Linked DNA regions of Homo sapiens: region 1 is linked to region 2. Evidence: read pairs that join two places in POLR2A ChIA-PET (ENCODE). Cell type or tissue: CD4-positive, alpha-beta T cell. All regions are shown on one strand. Links, peaks and the distances in the headings refer to the core of each region. The heading gives the core; the rest is flanking DNA.

Region 1 (11,944 bases), core at 2,723-7,722, 120 kb before region 2:
CTCAGGAACAGAAAACCAAATACTGCATGTTTTCACTTAGAAGTGGGAGTTAAACATTAAGTATACATGGACATAAATAAAGGAACAACAGACACTGGAGCCTCCTCGAGGGTGAAGAGTGGGAGGAGGGTGAGGATCAAAAAACTACCTGTCGAGTACTATGCTTATTACTTGGGTGAGAAAATAATCTGAACACCAAACCCCTGTGACATGCAATTTACCCATGTATAAAACCTGCACATATACCCCCTGCAGCTGGAATAAAAGTTGGGGGGGAAGAAGGGACATATTTTAAAGGGAGCGAGAACTTTAGAAATTAACAAATAAATGCTCACAAAATTGAAAAAAAAATATATATATGGCATTTCTATAACATTTTCCAGCCATATTTCCTACCTCTAATTTCAGTTTTGGGTTTCTACACACCTTCTTGTATGTGGTAAATGTTGGCTCACCAATGGCATCAAGAACAGCACCACCACAATTGCTGTAAGAATTCTCGGCAGGGCGCGGTGGCTCACGCCTGTAATCCCAGCACTTTGGGAGGCCGAGGTGGGCGGATCACGAGGTCAGGAGATCAAGACCATCCTGGCTAACACGGTGAAACCCCGTCTCTACTAAAAATACAAAAAAATTAGCTGGGCGCGGTGGCGGGCGCTTGTAGTCCCAGCTACTCGGAAGGCTGAGGCAGGAGAATGGCGTGAACCCAGGAGATGGAGCTTGCAGTGAGCCCAGATAGCGCCACTGCAGTCCGGCCTGGGCGACAGAGCGAGACTCCGTCTCAAAAAAAGAATTCTCATAGGTGAATATTTGCATTTAATATCTACGGTATGTTCCAACGTAGCTATAAGAAGTATACTATAGACTCAAATGAGAACATTACACATCATTATGCACCAACAGTTCCCATACTCATGTCCGGTATAACCTTATTCCAGTTAGAATTCCAAATGCAGAGATCTTTGTTTTGCTTCTATTAACAGTGCCTGGAATAGTGCTGGAACACAGTAGGGCTCAATGAGTATTTGTTGAATGAATGACTGAATCTCTTCAGTCATTTCCCTTTTCTCCTTACTTCCCTATTCCACCTCCCGCTTCTTTTGCAGAAGAAAACCACAACATGTCTGACATGTGAGGGCCTTGACCACAAAAGATAGAATTGTTCCCTACTTCTCATTATATGCTATAGTATTTTCACATTGTGCAGCCAGCAAAATAGTATTACCAATCACCTGCAGATCGTTGAATGTCTAGAATTTTAAAATTATACCTAAAAGATATGATGAAGAAAAATAATTTGCATAGGCTTTACCTCTGCTCCTAGTATGTGTAAAAAGCATATTGTTATGGTTGTTTGTGAATGGATTCTTCCTGATCTGTGTCACAGGCAAATGCTCCTGTGTTCTTTAGGGTATAGTTTTAAGGAGCAGGGAGTGAGGTGGTCAGGATAGGATGTGTTTGCAAGACCGAATACAACACAAGTCTGAAGCAGGACATTTTTAAGCAGCCATTTTGATGTAGCCAGGTCAAAATGGCCCTGTATAAGCGTAAAATCCCGGTTTTTTTTTTTTCAGTGCAGGTAATGGATTCAACAGACATTCTTGAATTTAGTTCACCTCCTATCAGCACTATCACTAAGGTACTACCTACAAATTTAATGAGGTTTTTTTTCTAAACTGAGAATAATGGAATCTGTTTGGCGTGTGTGTGTATTTTTCTCTCCAACCAGAGTCTAATGTATATAAGATCAAGGATAACGTAATCAGGAGGTCTACAGAAAGCAGGCTGTTCATCCTCTAGTGTAGAACAGTTTAAAAACTCCATTTAGGCCGGGCGTGGTGGCTCACGCCTATAATCCCAGCACTTTGGGAGGCCGAGGCAGGCAGATCATGAGGTCAGGAGATCAAGAACATCCTGGCTAACATGGTGAAACCCTGTCTCCACTAAAAATACAAAAAATTAGTCGGGCCTGGTGGCGGGAGCCTGTAGTCCCAGCTACTCGGGAAGCTGAGGCAGGAGAATGGGGTGAACCTGGGAGGCGGAGGTTGTGGTGAGCCGAGATCACGCTACTGCACTCTAGCCTGGGCGACAGAGCGAGACTCCATCTCAAAAAAAAAAAAAACACACACACACCATTTTAAAAAATTTCTCTGGCACAGTGGCTCACTCCCATAATCCCAGCACTGTGGGAAGCTGAGGCGGGTGGATCACGTGAGGTCAGGAGTTCAAGACCAGCCTGGCCAACATGGCAAAACCCCGTCTCTACTAAAAATACAAAAATTAGCTGGGGGTGGTGGGGAGCACCTGTAATCCCAGCTACTTGGGAGGCTGAGGCAGAGAAAGTTGCTTACAATCCAGGAGGTGGAGGTTGCAGTAAGCTGAGATTGCACCACTGCACTCCAGCCTGGGATATAGAGCAAGACTCCATCTCAAAAAAAAAAAAAAAAAAAAAATTCTCCTTTTTAGTACAAGAATCCAAGATCCTATAGCAATTCATTTTCCTATCACCCAAAGAGATTTCATCAAGCTTTACATTATTTAATAATTTTATTACTAATATTAATCATACTAATTATTATTTTACCATCAGAAAAAGTGGGCCATTAATTTTTCAGCCTGGAGGGATTAGAGAGAGGTCCTCAGCTCCACAGCCCCTGTCACTTTGGTTCCTTCGGAGGCAGTTCACTGGTCATTTGGGACAGCATGTGATTTGCATGAGGCCTGATAAGCCAAGGAGGAGCGATTGTGAATAGTCCATCAGGACTGGTCACTATGGAGAAAAAGACAGAAACAAATAGATGTCTACCACTTTAACTGCTATGGCCTGTGAGCACCAGAAGACAATGTGTGCCTCGCTAAGGGGGAGTAAAAGTCAAGGTGGAAAAGTGAATCTAAGATGAGAACTGGATTCTAGATTCCAACTATTTGAAAACTGACCAGCCAATCAAAAGTCTCATAGTCTCGGCTTTTTTTTTTTTTTTTTTTTTTTTTTTTTTGAGACGGAGTCTCGTTCTGTCGCCCAGGCGGGAGTGCTGTGGCGCGATCTCCGCTCACTGCAAGCTCCGCCTTCCGGGTTCACGCCGTTCTCCTGCCTCAGCCTCTCGAGTAGCTGGGACTACAGGCGCCCGCCACTGCGCCCGGCTAATTTTTTGTATTTTTAGTAGAGACGGGGTTTCACCGTGGTCTCGATCTCCTGACCTCGTGATCCGCCCGCCTCGGCCTCCCAAAGTGCTGGGATTACAGGCGTGAGCCACCGCGCCCGGCCTAGTCTCGGCTTTTAAACAGTCTTCTGGATGACTGAGTCATGGGGACAGATGTCCAGTGGCATCCTCAGGATGGCAGCTCAGTGATACTGGATTGCAGCATTCTGGGGCAGTAGGGGGAGGGGCTTCAGATCCAGTTGGTATCCAGGATCTTTGCTGGTCTCTGCTGTGGAAGGACTAGTTTGGTCTTATTCCTGGATGATGACCCCTGAATGAAAATGTTCCTTTCTCTGCCACTCATGGTATTCTGCTGCCCCCACTGATGGAGTTGATGGTTTTGTCCATTTGCATTTTCATCCTGAAGTCTCTAAGTACACGGCTCTTTGTCCCAGCACATGCCTCTATTCAGTGTGTGCTGGTAAACGTTTAACTGGCTATCTCCAAATTACTTCTTGTCCTCGGGCCCCTAACTGCTCCGGGCTGTCTCTAGCATGCCTCTTCTAGGACTGTCTGTTACTCTGGCTGTGCCCCCATGGACTCTACCTAATCTCCGAATACACCACATGTCACGCATTTTGTCAAGCAGTTTACATATATGAACTCATGCAATCCTTACAGCAACTCTGGCAAGTAGATACCAGAGGGCAGAGTGTCTCAAAGATCGCACAATGTTTTTTCTCTGGTCTGTAGGTAAATAGAGCTGAGAGCTTAGGGTGGCCAGAAGCAGACAGGGACTCCAGAGAGCGGCACTGAGAAAATTGATGGTGGTGTCCCACACTCCCTTCCCCTTCAGCCCTCTTCTCATGCAAGACTGTGTTACTGGCCAAACCAGAGAGGAGCTGGGAAACAGGCAGCCTTGCTATCACCTCCTGGTCTCACTCCTAGCCTCCACACCCCCATCTTGATCAGCCGCATTCACTTTTTTTTTTTTTTTTTTTTTTTTTTTTTTTGAGATGGAGTCTCACTCTGTCACCCAGGCTAGAGGGCAGTGGCGCGATCTGGGCTCACTGCAACCTCCACCTTCTAGGTTCAAGCAATTCTCCTGCCTCAGCCTCCTGAGTAGTTGGGATTACAGGCATATGCCACCACGCCCAGCTAATTTTTTGTATTTTTAGTACAGATGGAGTTTCACCATCTTGGCCAGGCTGGTCTCGAACTCCTGACCTCAGATGATCCACCCACCTTGGCTTCCCAAAGTGCTAGGATTACACACATGAGCCATGGTGCTCTGCCCCCATTCACTTTTTCAATAAATATTTATTAATTGTGTTTTATGGACAAGGTACATATGTCTTTTATGAACTAGGTATTTCAGGGAATGCAATTGTGAGTAAACCATGATTCTCATTTGTCTTCTGAGCGATTATAATCTAGAACAGACAAGATGTGTACACAAATTACGATTTTTAAAATTTGCTACTTTGTAAGGGTCAGAAGAGTTTTAAAGACAGTGAATCAAACCTCTTGTGTGGCCCTAACCCCCAAATGCTCTGTAACCATCTCTCATAGCTCAAGAGCAGCTTGCATTTAGATGGGTGATTTGTCATTTAAAGAAATATGTCAATCATCATTAAAGATACATGGAAAAATGAAACTGGTTTATTTGTTAAAGTAGTGGAATTATGGGTGATTTTTCCCCAGTGGTTTTGATTTACATTACCATTATATAATGGTGCTTGAGCTTTGTTATGTTTAAAAGAAAAAGCTGGAATTGTTGTCATCCACAACCCAGCTCCAGGGACTGATTCCCAAGTTAGCTTAGCTCATCTCTGAATTAATCTCCTGAGGATCTGAGAAAACTCTATAGAGTTCCACAGAAGACTGCCAGCTTTACATAGTCACAGGAACGTATCTTTAAACCATTTGAGGATGTTTTCTATATTGTATGTAACATGAAATGGTTTTTAAATGGTGTTAAACCTTTGAAAAGTGATGTGCTTGTAGAACTGTCTTCTTAAGACCCACTGTGGGATTTTTCCCCTCCCCCCACATCCTTTTGATGTCAGTGATAACAGTCCCACAAGGGCACACTGTCAGTTAACTAGATAGGAAGCTTCGTTAGGCAAGCAGGTGTCAGCAGTGGCACAATCTACTAATTTATAAATGAGTGTATTAGGGTTCCCTACAGGGACAGAACTAATATATATACGTATACATAAACGGGAGTTTATTAAGGGGTATCGACTCACACAATCACAAGGTGAGGTCCCACAATAGGCTGTCTGCAAGCTGAGGAGCAAGGAGGCCAGTCCGAGTCCCAAAGCCTCAAAAGTAGGGCAGCCAACAGTGCAGCCTGCAGTCTGTGGTCTAAAGCCCAAGAGTCCCAAAGCTGCCCTCAAAGACTTGCAGTCTGATGTCTGAGGGCAGGAGGTATCCACCACAGGAGAAAGACGGAGGCCAGAAGACTCAACTAGTCTAGTCTTTCCACATTCTTCTGCCTGCTTTTTTTTATGGCCATGCTGCCAGCTGATGAGATTGTGCCCACCTAGGTTGAGGCTGGGTCTGCCTTTCTCAGTCCACTGACTCAAATGTGAATCCCCTTTGGCAACACCCTCACAGATACACCCAGGAACAATACTTTGCATCCTTCAATCCGATCAAGTTGACACTCAATATTAACCATCACAATGATCATTACCTGACTACTTGCATTTAACACCAATCTAAGCTAAGAGTCCTCTGATGAGAAACTGGGCTCTACAAATATGAAGAAAGATTTCTCTGAGCCCTTGGCAGCCATTAAGCTACTCCCATTAACAGCCTCCCTTATACTCTGTATAGGATTCCCCACTCATAAAGAAGGGCATGGGGACTGCATCAGCCTTTAATAAGATATGATTCCTGAAACTGCAATGACCATCTTGGACCGTGAGAAAACGAAGGAGAAAATCACAAAGGTGCCGTTCCTGCCATAATTGGGATATTGAACCAATTCCTGCAGCTGCTACCTCCAACTTCTTGTTTTGTCACAATAATAAATGGCTATTTGTTTAAGCCACTATAGTCTGGTGGTGGGTTACTTGCAGTTGAATGTAATCCTTAGTGATATGAGACTGTGGCCATAGCAGTGCTAACATTGCAGATCAAACAGCTTTACAAACAGTGATTGTAACTCGACTTAACTCTTTCCAGGGTCAAGAACTCTCTGCCTTCTAACATCTGAATTCCATTTTTCTCTGTTTGTTTCAGTATGTGTCTTTCATGTTGCAGGTTTTCTTGAAATGTCAGAATCCTTGGCTGATCATTAGTTTTTAAGAGTGCCTCCTAAAAAGGCTCTTTGGAAGCTCCGGGTGCATTGGCAAGGTGTGTTGCCTAAAGGGCTTTTCTGCAGGACAATTAGATGGTGAACCAGCTTTATTATTGGGGGACCCTGTAATGTCAGCAGCAGCCCCTCCAGAGAGATACTTCCACCATTTCTCCTCATCACCTTCCCCCTCCACTGTTCCCAACCCCAACTCCAGCCTCTCCAGTGATCTGAGACTTTCAGGAAAGAACTTAGGGAAAATAGATCTTTATTTTAGAGGATGATATGGCCAGAGTGTATCTGAAGCTCTGTGTCAAGTAATGTTATAGCAGTGCTCTATAATTCTTGTTGATATCACTGTGTTCTGTACTCAGTGACAGCCTAACTGGAAAAAATTTAAGTAATAATAATGATATTTGACATATTAAGAACACACCATGTGCCAAGCAGTTCGTTAAACACTTTATACATATTAACTCATTAATCCTACCCAGCCAAGTATACTCTTGGTATCCCATTGTACCAATGAGGAAAGGGAGGCTAAGAGGTTACATAACTTGCCTAGAGTTACACACCTAGTGAATGGATCATTGGAATCAGGTTTTTTTGTTTGTTTGTTTGTTTGTTTTTGAGATGAAATCTCACTCTGTTGCCCAAGCTGGCGTGCAGTGGTGCAATCTCAGCTCACTGCAACCTCTACCTCCTGGGTTCAAGCTATTCTCCTGTCTCAGCCCCCTGAGTAGCTGGGACTACAGGCACGTGCCAACACGCCCGGCTAATTTTTGTATTTTTAGTAGAGACGGGGTTTCACTATGTTGGCCAGGCTGGTCTTGAACTCCTGACCTCATGATCCACCCACCTTGGCCTCCCAAAGTGCTGGCATTACAGGCATGAGCCACCACGCCCGGCCTGGAATCAGGTTTTCTTACAGTGCAAGCACTTGGCAGGTATAAGCAAATTATCTTTGGCAGGACACACTTTAAACCCAGACTTTAAAAGAATTCTCACAAAGTTCCAAGGAACATGACCTCACAACAAAAAATTATATAACACACAAAGAAACAAGCCACAGTATGTGAGAGTCATCAGAAACAACAGCAAAATCAGCTTGTAAAAACTTTTGATATTGGATGATCAATTATAGATTTATTTTATAAATATATAGAATGTATTTAACATTGAAAGTATAAACAGGAGAATATAAAAACTGACAAAGTAGATCTGAACAATTAGAATAACTAAAAATTAAAAATTTTAATTGAAATAAAAAATCAAAGGGACTAGTTAGCATATTAAAAACAGATGAAAATTTAACAGTAGGCTGTCATGACCAAAAAAAAAAGAGAGAGAGAGAGAGAAAATCAGTCCAGTCACGGTGGCATATCCCTGTAATCCCAGCACTTTGGGAGGCCGAGGCAGGTGGATTGTTTGAGCCCAGGACTCCAAGACCAGCCTGGCCAACACAGTGAGAACCCGTCCCTATCTTAAAAAGTAAAAAATATTTTAACTAAAAAAAAAATCATTAGTGTACTAGAAGATAGAAGTCAAGAAGTTTCTCAGAATACAGTACAAAGAGAAAAAGAGTATCTTCAAAAACCCTCTAGCAGGTGGTACATTAAAATCATATCCATTAAAATCAGAAATTTAAAAATGATGGCTACTATCATCATATCTATCAAATATTGTACTAGGGGTCTGAGCAGCCCAATAAGATAAGAAAGAAAGAACTGGGAAAGTAGAAAGAAAACTACGGTTATTTGAAAATGATAGAATCTGATGGAATAATCTCCAGATAAATTCTTAGAATAAGTAAGGTTCTTAGATACAAAAATCAGTTCACAAATATCAACAGCATTTCTATAAAGTGTAAGATATAATAAAATTAATTTTTAAAATGCCATTAAAATGGCAATGAAAACTATAAAGTGATTAGAAATAAATCCAGCAAGTTATTTTTATAACAGCTATGTGTGGAACAATATTGCATTTGTGTCCTATTACTGCTGTAACACATGACCACAAACTTGGCATCTTAAAACAACCCAAGTTTATTATCTTACTGTTCTGGAGGTCAGAAGCAGGAAAGAGTCTTATGGGCCAAAATCAAGTTGTCATAGCCGCATTCTTCCTGGAGGCTCTAGGGGAGAACCTTTTCATTGCCTTTTCCATATGCTACAGGCTGCCTGCATTTCTTGGCTAGTGGCCCCTTTCTTGATCTTCAAATTCAAACCCTGCTTCAGTCCTCACATCTTCTCTCTGACTTTGACCCTCTTGTCTCCCTCTTATAAAACCCTTGTGATTACATTGGGCCCATCTAGATAACTCAGATGCAATGTAACATATCACAGGCTCTGGGCATTAGGACATGGACGTCTTAGCAGGGGGTATTATTCTGTCTACCACAAATATAAATGGAAAGACACATCTGGTTGTTTGTTTTTTTTTTTTTTTTTTGAGGTAAGTTCTCACTCTTAGCCCAGGCTGGAGTGCAATGGTGCAAGCACGGCTCACTGCTGCCTCAATCTTCTGGGCTAAAGCAATCCTCTTGCCTCAGCCTCCCAAGTAGCTGGGACTACAGGCATGTTCCATCATGCCCAGCTAATTTTGTATTTTGTGTAGAGACTTGGTATCACCATCTTTCCCAGGCTGGTCTCGAACTTCTGGCCCCAAGTAATCCTCCTGCCTCGGCCTCCAAAAGTGCTTGGATTGTAGGCGTGAATCACCACACCTAGCTAAGACATACCTTTTTCATAAACAGAACATCATAAAGATGTCTGTTCTCTCAAATTGATTTATGGATTCAATGCAATTCTGAATCATACTCCAGTAGGTTTTTTTTTTCATTAAACTTTACAAGTTTTTTCTAGCATTTATATGAAAGAACTAAGTGCCAAGTATAGGCAAGACCCTCCTGAAGAACAGGTGTAAAGATCTGCCCTACTAGATATTAAGACTTAATATGAAGCTTTAATAGTTAAGACTTAGTGGTATTGACCAGAGACAAATCCGCCAGGAGAACAGGCTCAGGTAGAGACCTGATATGTAATAGAACTGTACTGCATCAGGTCATAGAAGCATGCATACACTCTAATTGCATTGATACAAAAGTTGAAAACAGGAAATATCAAGCAATATATTACTTAGAGACACACACACACACATATATGTATGGTAAAACTATAAAGAAAGGCAAGACATAAAATTTAAGACTGGTAACCCCAAGACTTGGGAAGGTTGAGACTGGGGAGTTTTACATAGTGCTTTCCAAAGTACTGCTAATGTTCTGCTTCTTAAGCTGAGTGTCAGGTATAGAGGTGTTAATTTTATTATTAGTCTTTTTTTTTCTTGAGACAGAATCTCACTCTGTCACCCAGGCTGGAGTGCAGTGACACAATCTCAATCTCAGCTTACTGCAACCTCTGCCTCCCAGGTTCAAGCAATTCTCATGCCTTAGCCTCCAGAGTAGCTGGGATTACAGGCGCGCACCACCATGCCTAGCTAATTTTTGTATTTTTAGTAGAAACAAGGTTTCACCATATTAGCCAGGCTGGTCTCGAACTCCTGACCTCGAGCAATCCTCCCGCCTCAGCCTCCCAAAGTGCTGGGATTACAGGCATGAGCCACTGAGTCCAGCTTATTATTAGTCTCTAAATTGTGCAATATGTTATAGATACCCTTTTGTTTGAATACTATCTTCATATTTTTAATATAAAAGGTAATCTGAGTTCATTTAAAAATTTTGTTTAAAACAAGTTAAAGTGCATAAAAACAATGTAAAGTTAAAGTATCAGTGTTGTATCCAGTTCATATAAACTATCAGATAAATATTAAGACTACGTTAGAAAATGGCATAGAAGTCATTAATAAACAAATTCACACAAGAAGAAATCTAAATGGCAATTAAATATATGGTATTTTTTAAAAAATCTTCCATCGATCTAGTAGTTAAAAAATTAAATATTTAAATATTATCGCCTCTCTAATTCAAAGGGGGTTAAATATATCATATTGGTTGTTGGTATGATACTGCTGATAGGCAAATACATTGATAAGAATTTGTGAAAAACAATTTATCAATACCTATCAAGCGTCCTAAAGTGTTTATGCCCTTTTGTTAAATAATACCATTTTCAGAAATCTGTACTAGAGATAATTCTTATATATCAAGGAATATTTTTGTGACCAAAAAAATAGTATTAACTGGATGCTTATGCTGGTGCCAAGTATGGTGCTAAATCCGCCCCATAAATTAGGAGACTTGGGTTACTGCCAACACTACTCAGCCTGAAGATACTAGGAGGGTCAGGATCAACACCCAACAGTGCAATTCCACAGCCCATATTTTTAAGCACCACATCACACTGTAGCATTGCAACCTGGTTTCTAATTGTTGAGAAAAAAAAAATTAATGATTAAAAAATCAGTGTGAGACAATTATTCAAAATGAAAATGAGAGAAAAAAACCTAGAAATGACCTGAATGTTCAGTAATAGCCAAATAGCAAAATTAAGCATGGTATATTTATATGTAGCAGGCAGGGAGAAAGTAGTCATTTCAGAAATTTTAATACGTGGAAAAATACATCTTAAAATTGAAGAAATGTGGTATTGTGATTCAGTGCAAATTTATCACTGTTATAATTAAACTAAAAATTAAAGTCCTACTGATAGTGGGTCATAGTATCATTTTAATCATCTTAGCAAAGAACCACAATTGTTTTTTTGTTTGTTTGTTTGTTTGTTTGTTTGTTTTTTTAAGATGGAGTCTCGCTATGTCTCCCAGGCTGGAGTACAATGGCGCGATCTTGACTCACTGCAACCTCCATCTCCCGGGTTCAAGCAATTCTCCTGCCTCAGCCTCCCGAGTAGCTGGGATTACAGGTGCCCACCATCATGCCCAGCTAATTTTTGTATTTTTGTAGAGATGGGGTTTCTCCACGTTGGCCAGGCAGGTCTTGAACTCCTGACCTCAGGTGGTCCGCCCACCTTGGCCTCCCAAAGTGCTGGGATTACAGGCGTGAGCCACTGCACCCAGCCCACACATTCTTTATTTCTATTTTAATTTAATGTGAATAGATACCACATTCATTCATTCACATTCTCCAAGCAGCAAACAAGTATAAAAATATACACAATAGAAAGTCTCACCCCTACTCTGCTCCAGTGCCCACTGGTTTCCATTCTCAGCCTCAATTGGGTTATCAATATTAGTAGTTTCTTGTCTGGCCTTCCAGAAGGCTGTTCCTAGTCAAAGACAATATACATTCTTTGTCCTCTTCTTTTTTTATACAAATTACAAAAGACTATACCCATTTTTCCAGCAAGTCACTTTTTGCATTTAATAGATCTTGAAGATCTGTCTAAATCAATACAAAAGCACTTACTCATTTTTAACAGCTATATAGTATTCCACAGTGTAGCTATGCCATAAATAATTTAAAAAGGCCTGTACTGATTGACATTTATGTTGCTTCCAATTTTTTTTCTGAAAAACTTTT
Region 2 (10,540 bases), core at 5,431-10,430:
TACGCAGATCATCATTAAAGTCTCGTGCTTTGGGCAGCACTTCCAGCTACAGTCAGGCAAGGACGTCAGCAAATCCTCTCCTTATTATAGTTCGAGCAATTAAAATGCTGAAAAAATTGGACGAAACATTTTTTTTGTTGTTTATAGAGATGGGGGGTCTTACTATGTTGCCCAGGTTGGTCTTGAATTCCTGCCCTCAAGCAATCCCCCCTCCAGCCTCAGCCTCCTAAGTACCTGCAACTATAAGCACGCACCACTACTCCCAGCTCAAAACAATTTTGGTGTTCTGGAAACAGACATAAAACCTTCCAGTCTGAGATATGTTGTCTGAAAAACTACTGAGCTTTGAGTAGGAATAGTGGGAGTCTGTAGTGTTCTTGCCTGGGGCTGTTCGTATCCCCCTCACTCCTCCAACTCAGTAATTGTGAAGGTTCTGCTGAGGCAAAACAGAACATGAGGACAAGCAAGCAGCTGTGGTTGAAAGAGGGTTTACTCCATTTGGAGGTGTGAGTGGCAGCCATACCCAAACCATCATCAATGGAAGTAACAATCCCAGTGCTGTGCAGGCAGGGAGGGCTTATGGCTCTACTGGCCTGAGGTTGCAGTCGTGGCTGCAAGCAGATTTTTGGCTGATCGGAGGCTGGGTACATGTGCAACAGAGATGAAGGGCTCAACAAAAAGTAAAACTTAAGATAGACTTGAAAGCAGCCTGAATATTAAAATTACTCACCTACCTACACAAAGATCCATCAGCAGAGGACAGAAGTCTGACTGGTTGAGGTGTCAGCACAAACTCTCCAGAAAGTGGCTGCCCCCTAAGCTGTGCAGACACAAGGCAACCCCCTAGAATTTTAAAATAAGCATAAGAAGCTGGGCATAGGGGTTCATGCCTGTAGTCCCAGCTACTCAGGAGGCTGAGACAGGAGGCTTGTTTGAGCCCAGGAGTTCAAGACTATAGTATACTATGATCCCACCTGTGAATAGCCAACTGCACTGCAGCCTGGACAACACAGGGAGACTGTCTTTTAAAAGATAAACACAAGAATGTTGAAAACAAAAACAAAAACAAAAAAACTGGAGATTATAAAAAGGAATCAAGTAGGCTGGGGCCAATGGCTCACGCCTGTAATCCCAGCACTCTGGGAGCCCGAGGCAGGCAGATCACCTGAGGCCAGAAGTTTGAGACCAGCCTGGCCAACATGGCAAAACCCAATCTGTACTAAAAATGCAAAAATTAGCTAGGTGTGGTGGTGCACACCTGTAATCCCAGCCACTTGGGAGGCTGAGCCAGGAGAATTGCTTGAACCTGGGAGGCGGAGGTTGCAGTAAGCTGAGATCATGCCACTGCACTCCATCCTGGGTGACAGAGTGAGACACTACCTCAAAAAAAAAAAAAAGGGAATCAAGTAGAAGTTTGTTGAAAACAGTATAATGATGCATAAGAAGTTAACTAGAGAGGCCAGGCACAATGGCTCACACCTGTAATCCCAGCACTTTGGGAGGCTGAGGTGGGCGGATCACTTGAGGACAGTAATTCAAGACCAGCCTGGTCAACCTGGTGAAACCCCATCTCTACTAATACTACAAAAATTAGCCAGGCATCACCATGTGCCTGTGCCTGTAATACTGGGAGGCTGAGGCACGAGAATCACTTGAACCCGGGAGGCAGAGGTTGCAGTGAGCCAACATCACGCCACTGCACTCCAGCCTGGGCAACACAGTGAAACTGTCTCAAAAAAAAACAAAACAAAACAAAAAAAAAGTTAACTAGAGAGAGTCAGAAGTAGATTTGAGACAGCAGAAGAAAGAGTAAGTGAACTTGAAGGTAGATTAATAGGAATTATTCAACCTGAAAAACAGAAAAGAGATTGAAGAAAACTGAACAGAACCTCAGAGACCTGTGAGAAAACAAGCACATGAGCGTATGAGTAATGGGAGTCCAAAGAGAGGGACAAAAAAAAATAATGGCAAAAAACTTCCAAATTTGATGAAAACCAATTATCTATAAATCTAAGAAGCTCAACAAACTTCAAGAATAGAGATTCCCATCTAGATACACCAAACTGTTGATACATTTAAACTGCTGAATGTCAAAAGCAAACAAAATTTGAAAGCAGCAGGAGAAAAATGACTCCTCGCTACAGGGGACCACCAGCACCAGTACAATTAACAGCTGACTTCTCATCTGGAACAATGGAGCCCAGAATGCCGTGGAATGACATGGTCAAAGTGCTTCAAAACCAGAGATTCAATTATCACCCAGAACTATCCTTCAAAAGCAAAGGTGAAATAAAGACTAGGGAATTCATTGCTAGCAAGCCTGCCTTATGAGAAATACTAGAGGAAGTCCTCCATACTGAAATTACACCAGAATCCATGGAAAGAAATAAAGAAGATCAGAAATAGTAAATATATGGATTAATAAGACATTGTATTTTTTCATTTATTCTCTTAAAAGACATAAGATTAGCCGGGCATGGTGGCTCACGCCTGTAATCCCAGCACTTTGGGAGGCTGAGGCAGGTGGATCACAAGGTCAAAAGATCAAGACCATCCTGGCCAACATGGTGAAACCCTGTCTCTACTAAAATTACAAAAATTAGCTGGGCATGGTGGCACGTGCCTGTAGTCCCAGCTACTCAGGAGGCTGAGGCAGGAGGACTGCTTGAACCCAGGAGGCAGAGGTTGCAGTGAACCAATATCATGCCACTGCACTCCAGCCTGGCAACAGAGTGAGACTCCGTCTCAAAAAAAAAAAAAAAAAAAAGACGTTAAGATTACACAAAGCAATACTTGTAACACAGTAGTATCAAGTTTAGAATACATAAATATAGCATAAAAGAGGGAAGAGTAAAAGGAAACAGCATTGGAGTGTAATTTCTATATTTTACCAGAGTATTAATCAGAACTAGATTGTGGTAAGATTCAACCACTAACTAAAAAATAGTTTTAAAAAATCAAGAGGAATTAAGTAACACACTTAATTTTTTATACTAAAAAAAATATTTAGGCCAGACATGGTGGCTCATGCCTATAATCCCACCACTTTGGGAGGTCGAGGCGGGTGGATCACCTGAGCTCAGGGGTTTGAAACCAGCCTGGCCAACGTGGTGAAACCCCATCTCTACTAAAAATACAAAATTAGCCGGGCGTGGTGGCTCACACCTGTAATCCCAGCACTTTGGGAGGCTGAGGTGGGTGGATCACCTGAGGTCGGGAATTTGAGACCAGCCTGATCAACATGGAGAAACCCCGTCTCTACTAAAAATACAAAATTAGCCAGGGGTGGTGACACATGCCTATAATCCTAACTACTCAAGAGGCTGAGGCAGGAAAATAGCTTGAACCCGGGAGGTGGAAGTTGCGGTGAGCGAAATCGCGCCACTGCACTCCAGGCTGAGCAACAAGAGCAAAACTCTGTCTCAAAAAAAAAAAAAAAAAATTCTGAATAGAATGTTAACTTTTTTTTAAAGATGATTATTTCTTTGAGCACAGCGACCTCTACTGGTACTAATATAAATTAAAATGCAGTTTCTGTTTTTTTCAGTTTCCTTTCCAGCATGGGATCATTTGGAGACAGAGAAACCTAGAGGACAATAGCAGAATCCTTTGATTCACATGTGAGTGCTGCTACTTCCTTATTATAGTAGAATAAACCAGGCCAATCTTCCAATAACTAACACCACTTCCAGAGCAGTGGTTTTCAATTCTGGTTGCGTATTAGAAGAACCAGGGGAGAAGCGAGGCACTGTGGCTCACACCTGTAATCCTAGCACTTACGGAGGCCAAGGCCGGTGGAATGCTTAAGCCCAGGAGTTTGAGACCCACCTAAGCAACATGGTGAAACCCCATCTTTAAGAAAAAAATACAAAAATTAGCTGGGTGTGGTGACATGTGCCTGTAGTCCCAGCTACTCAGGAGGCAGAGGCAGGAGGATCACCTGAGCCCAGGAAGTCAAGGCAGCGATCATGCCACTGCACTCCAGCCTGGGTGACAGATGCTGTCTCAGAAATCACCAGGTGAAATTTTTACATTAATACCCAGGCTTCACCCTCAGTGATTCTTTCATTTGAATGTCTTTAAGCACCCTGGGTGATTTTAGTCTGCAACTAGCAATCAGAACCACTACCCTAGAGTAAAAGCTTTCCCTAGTATGGTCTCATTCATCCATTTTACGGTAAGTCCGTAAATGCGTTTGGCTAGAATTTGCCCCCGAGCTTCACAAAGCACTTCAAGGAAAGAGTCCTGGATAAGTCAGGCTTCCCAGACCAAAAGTCTATCTTGGTAAGGCCCTGGCAACTCTACAAATAATCTTGGTACCCAAGATCTCCAGAGATAAAATTGTTTTGAAAGTTGTAAAGTTGAAGACACATATCTAAACCAGGGGCTGGCAAATATTGTCTGTAAAATGAAAAGGAGAGTAGATTTTACAGGCTTTGTTGGACTTTGTCACAACCACTCAACTCCACTACTGTTAGCACAAAAACAGTGACAGCCCATAAGCAAACAAGTCATAGCTGTTTCCATAAAACTTTATAAACACTACAATTTAAATTTCACACAACTTACATATGTCATAAAATGTTACAATTTTTATTCTTTTTCAACCACTTCAAAATGTAAAACAGCCGGGAATGGTGGCTCATGCCTGGAATCCCAGCACTTTGGGAGGCCAAAATGGGAGGATCACTTAAGCCCAGGAGTCCAAGAACAGCCTGGGCAACAAGGCGAGATCTCTACTAAAAATTAAAAAAAAAAATAGCCGACTGTGGTGGTGCAAGTCTGTAGTCCCAGCAACTCGGGAGACTGAGGTGGCAGAATCACTTGAGCCCAGGAGTTCAGAGGCTGCAGTAAGCTGATTGTACCATGGCACTCCAGCCTGTGTGACAGAGAACCTGCCTCAAAAAAAATATGCTGAGGCCAGGCGCGGTGGCTCACGCCTGTAATCCCAGCACTTTGGGAGGCCGAGGCAGACAGATCACCAAAGGTCAGGGTTCAAGGCCAGCCTGCCCAGCATGGCAAAACCCTGTCTCTACTAAAAGTACAAATTAGCAGGGCGTGGTGGCGGGCACCTGTAATCCAAGCTACTTGGGAGGCTGAGGCAGGAGAATCACTTGAACCCAGGAAGCAGAGGTTGCAGTGAGCCAAGATCACGCCACTGCACTCCAGCCTGGGCAACAGAGCGAGACTCCGTCTTAAAAAAAATCTATGCTGAAACACCATTTTTCAACTTGAGATTGGTAAAAATCAAGTTTGATAGCCCATCAGGTAGGAACTGATACAAAGAAACAGGTACTCCTATACACTGCCATGAAGGCAAACCAACAGTACCCAGCAAAAATTATAATGCACATACCCTTTGACTCAGCAATTTCCGAGGATGATCTAGGTAAGCATGTTCACCTATCAATGATGTACTGTACTGTACATCACCTGTCAATGACGTACAGTACAGTACATTCACTGCAACACTAATTTTTTTTTTTTGAGACAGAGTCTTTCTGTCGCCCAGGCTGGAGTACAGTGGCGCAATCTCAGCTCACTGCAACCTCTATTCAATCAGGTTCAAGTGATTCTCCCGCCTCAGACTCCCAAGTAGCTGGGGGATTACAGGCGCGAGCCACCGCACCAAGCAAAAAAATTTTAAAAATTAAAAATAAAAACTGACTGATTACTCATCAGTGCTAGGCTAGTTTAGAAGGAATGAGTCTGGAGCAGCACTTCCAATCAGTGACAATCAATTTGGCAATCCCAATCACAGAAAACAAGTGGGGGGATGCACCAAAGCTTATTTTGAAATGCATCTATCAGTAACGGGTGCCAAGTTGCACATGACCTAAGAGGTATTGGCCCAAACAGCCCTTTTCCCCACAAGGCTGGAATTTGTTTAAAACCATTTTTGCCCCTACCCCTCCTCCACACCTTTTTATCCTTTCTATACTCATTTCTAGGACGCTACTAGCTGCCCATCCTAAAGCTACAGGATTAATGCCTCCTACTTTTGGCTGAGAGCTCCCACTTCCAAAAATTAAGTATCAGGATTATTTGTTCAATCTCTGCAGATTTATTGTTGAGTAAACTTATCTTTAAATAATACAGAACAATTAAAGCTAACCAAGTGCAACAGATAAATAAGCCTGCCAGTTATACACATAACTTTATACCAACCATAATTCAGCCAGTCAAAATTCCAAAAACAATCCAAATAACTTCCAACATACTAGCGGTCAAACTACCGAATAAACTTGATGCAGACCAGTATTCCCAAGTTGCAATAGTATCCAATGACTTTGCTGAAATGCATAAAATGGACAAGCCTAGGTATCTGCGCAACCAGCAGGTTTTTTTTTTTTTGTACCAAGGCTAGAGAATGCCTGGTAAAAGCTTGACCAGAAAACTCTCAAAAGTAACTGTTACTGCCCTACTATTCTTAAGATACTTAAAATTTGAATAAAGAACCTACTGGCTATGTAACATTCTAAGGTCTACCAGATGCTACCAAAAAATATTAGCTACATGGAGTGTTGCTAAATATAGCTGAGATTTACAAAACCACTTTAGTCTCATTGACATTTCTGATTGACATCTTTAATTACTTTGCACCAGCCTGGCAAAATAGAAGAATGTTGTGGTTGGGAACTGCAAAACCTAGCTTGAAGATTAACAACAGGTCTTTGCTCAGAATAAGACAATCCATTTGAATAGATGAAGAGTATCTGGGCTGGAAAATTTTGCAAAGCTGGTTTACATGAAGGTGTTTTGTCCCAATTTCAGACAATTCCTCAAACATGCATTTTTTGGTATAAAACTGGTTAACTAATGTAGAAAGCAAAGAAACAAGACCATTGAGAGTAGAACTCCCCATATCTTGGGGAGTCCTAATTAACACTATGCCACCTAGTAGCCTGAAAGCTGCAATTAGTATAAAGATCATCCAGAAATGTTTCTATTTCTCATACATTTAATCAGTTTCGTTTAGTTCCTGTCATGCTCATTTAGACACATCAGTGGTCCTACTTGCTTCACCACTGATCATACAATACCTACTAACACCAACTTCAAACGGATTAGCTAACTTAAGGATCTGTCATGATGCATTCAGGCTGTATCATAAGGGACTCAGGTCATCTTACCCAGAGCTACAAGGGTAAGATGGAATTTTCAAAGTCCCTTAAGATCCTGGCCAAGTTTTATGCATAGAATAGTGATGTTCAAGACTTAACCAACACCTTTCAATTCTGAATGTAGGTATGTATGAATAAGGTTAACAATTATAATGTCTGACTCTCAAATATATCAAATTAAGAAGTGTTAATATTGAACACAAATCAAAAATCTAGTTAGAAACATTTTATTTAAATGTGCCAAATAAAAACCCACATTTTCAGACCATATGATGTTAATACATTCAACAAAATTTATATTATCTTACTGCTGTGAATTTACATAGTAATCCAGATCCATTTTGATTAGATGGTTGAATTATCTTTCCTAGGTTACACTTTACAGACATCACAAATCCCTTATAATAATGTAAACAAAATAACTTTTCCCTAAAGGGTGAACTTGAGAGCTTCAGTCCATTCTTTCAGGACTTGCACTTCTGCGAGGACTTCCTGATGGGGAACGACTAAAAAGAAAAACATTAGGTTTGGATCCAATTAGTGTCAATTGAAACTCTCATGTACATGTACTAACTTTCAATAACTTCAAAGGTGGCCTAAGGTACTAATTTCCTATAGCAAAGACCTAAAAATGACATGAAACTTACATATATTCATCTTTTGTCCCTGGCTTAAGATTAGGCTACCCTGGCCAGGCACGGTGGCTCACGCCTGTAACCCCAGCACTTTGGGAGAGGCCGAGGCAGGTGATCACCTAAGATCAGGAGTTTAAGACCAACCTCGCCAACATGGTGAAACTCCGTCTCTACTAGAAATACAAAAAATTAGCCAGGCTTGGCGGTGGGTGCCTGTAATCCCAACTGCTCAAGAGGCTGAGACAGGATAATTGCTTGAACCCGGGAATCGGAGGCTGCAGTGAGCCAAGATTGAGCCACTGCACTCCAAGCCTGGGGACAGAGCGAAAACTCCATCCCAGAAAAAAAAAAAAATTAGGCTATCCTCCTTGTCAAAATTGCAAGGTCAACCTGCAGTTAAATATGACAACTATTTGAAGTCTTCTGGTCATTAAGAAGCACTAGATAAATATGACAACTATTTGAAGTTTTCTGGTCATAAAGAAGCACTAGGCAGGTAACTATTTCCAAGACTTTTCTCCACACTTTGTATCTATTGTACATGTGGGGAAAAGGCATCTATCTTACCAAAATTTCTACCAAGTACTCACAGGACCAATCACATCTTAATAATCACCCTAACATTTTATGACTAAGTATTTCCAGCAAAAGTATAAACTAATGTTACTGAATCAAAAAAAAAAAGTATTTCAGAAACTTAGCATAGTATTTTAATCTATATAGCACCAATTCTCCAAAGAGCTCAAAGACTGCAAAGCAGTAAGCAAACAAATTCTGCAGAGGCCACACTTGACAGGCAAGATTTGGCAACAAAACATTTAGCTTACCTTCTTTTTGGAGATGGAGATCTGGACTTTGATCGGCTGTCAAAACATGAGAAATTCTATTAAAGAAAGAGTACTAACCAATCCCTTTCTTGTAGTCACCAATACCGTAAAACCCCCAAATGTCCTAAGCTTAAAATGTCAGACTGCACTTAAACTGAAAAACATCCTACCAGTTGTTGCTAACAAAAGCCAATCTTTCAACAACTGTTTTTCAAAAAATGACTCAATTACTACATCATGATTAATCTTTTACATTCTGCTTTAAGCACATCGATTTCAGGATGCTTCTCCATGCACCTATCAGTTCTAACAAGGGCCTCTTTAATATAATCCCCCAAGTCATAAGCTTCTTTCTCACTATAGTTTTACATTCCCTTGTTCAGGGAAAGTCAGCCAGTAATAAATAGGACATACACAAATAAGGTACTGTGTTCCCACTAAAACCTAAGTTTAGAGTTAACACTTAAAATTTCAACAATTAAAAACACTTTGAACTCTTTGGATATTGGTGCCATATAACTAGAAAAGCATAATCAAATTTTTACCCTACCTGCTTCTTGGTCGTGAAATAGACCTGGATCTTGATCTTGACCTCGACGGGGATCTTAATAAAAAAAGTGAAAAACACAATTATATCAATCAGTCCAAAGGAATTTCCTTAACTACTCAACACTGTATTAGGTTGGTCAGGCATAAAGAAGCTAAAACTAAACAAGATGCAACACTTGCCTTATTCTGTCTAACACACTGTCAAACAAAGTGTTACCAGACATAAGGAACCCCCATTTCAATTACTTGTTTCTATCACTCAATTGGTTAGTTTCTGTACAGGTATAACATTCTCAAACACTGTGTAATATCCAAGGGAAATACATGGTTTTCATTTGATGAGACTGGTATGAAGGAAGCAAAACTAACCTCACTTAAGGCACAGATCCCTCAGCTGGGCACTGTGGTACACAATGGCAGTCCCAGCTACTCAGGAGGCTAAGGCAGGATGAAAATAACCAGACCCCTGAACTGAGACTAATTCAGGTGATAAGGCCAGACGAAAAGAAAGCCGCCCCCCATTTGTAAGGCTTTATTCCTGGATCAAGTTATGTTTGAGAGCCATCAATCTGTCAGACAAACCAAATCAGACTGACATATCTATCTTTTAAATTTATCTAAAGAGATGGTTCATAGCTTTCTCAAATAGACCACAAGATTCAGAATTCCTGCATTTAAAGGTTTTGTGCTATTAAACAGCAATTTAACTCCCAGTAGCATTCCGTACCACGGTTTTATCGTTGGTACAGATAACAATATTGTTAATTACATGTTGCAATACTTATTTTACAATTTTTTCCATTCTATCTCCTTTTAAGGCCTTCTACAAATAGTAAAGCTCTGGTTCTTTAGTTTTTTCAGGTCTGAAACGGTCTAAAAAAAAAAATCCACATTCATTTCTGTGTACACACTACTGCCCTAGTCAACTTTCCAGTGTCTCAAATCAACCCCATCATTCCAAAAATGAGAAATGTTTCTACTTGCTTCTGATCTCTTTTCCTGGTGCTAATAGGCCTTTTTGTCGGGAAAATCAATTACCATCTTTCAGAGCTAGTATCATCCAATCTGAAGCCAGAAAAGTTTATAGCAACATGCCTACCCAGAGTGTTGAGTAGAACTGTATTGCTTGGGACCCTTGTCTACCACACGGCCTAACAAGCCTTAAAATCTCTAGTAGCCCTTTTCTTCATCTGTAAAACTAGGTTAATATTTATGTTACAAGTTACACATAAATTCCAAACTTTTACATCTCAAATATTCCCTGAAGCAATCCATTTGAATTATGTCCTTAAGACACTCTACTGATAAGATGTGAACAATCCAAACACAAGTAAGGAAAAAAAGTGTTACATACTGGAAATACCTCGATCCTTTTATAGAACCAGACCTAGATCTTCTGAGTGAA

What was found. Peaks named below come from ENCODE experiments on the same cell type or tissue, not always from the same donor. Only the 100,000 strongest peaks of a DNase experiment are listed, where the experiment ranks them.
Region 1: POLR2A ChIA-PET joins it to region 2 with 5 read pairs; 19 of 35 experiments call an interaction of 5 or more read pairs at or near these places.

What each region holds. Positions count from the first base shown.
Region 1 is chr2:38,621,322-38,633,265 of GRCh38, forward strand. No RefSeq gene overlaps it. Among named protein-coding and RNA genes, the nearest start is that of HNRNPLL, 24 kb to the left of the region's middle. In CD4-positive, alpha-beta T cell, for the core only: no CTCF peak of the experiment used is centred there; DNase peaks (open chromatin) are centred at 5,200 and 5,510; H3K27ac peaks cover 704 bases.
Region 2 is chr2:38,737,558-38,748,097 of GRCh38, forward strand. SRSF7 (serine and arginine rich splicing factor 7) reads right to left here. Exons shown (of 8, transcript NM_001031684.3): 5 at 10,490-10,540; 6 at 9,137-9,190; 7 at 8,587-8,622; 8 at 6,042-7,630. The coding sequence ends at 7,576. Among named protein-coding and RNA genes, the nearest start is that of SRSF7, 8.5 kb to the right of the region's middle. RefSeq lists a silencer at 3,281-3,453. In CD4-positive, alpha-beta T cell, for the core only: no CTCF peak of the experiment used is centred there; no DNase peak of the experiment used is centred there; H3K4me3 peaks cover 740 bases; H3K27ac peaks cover 891 bases.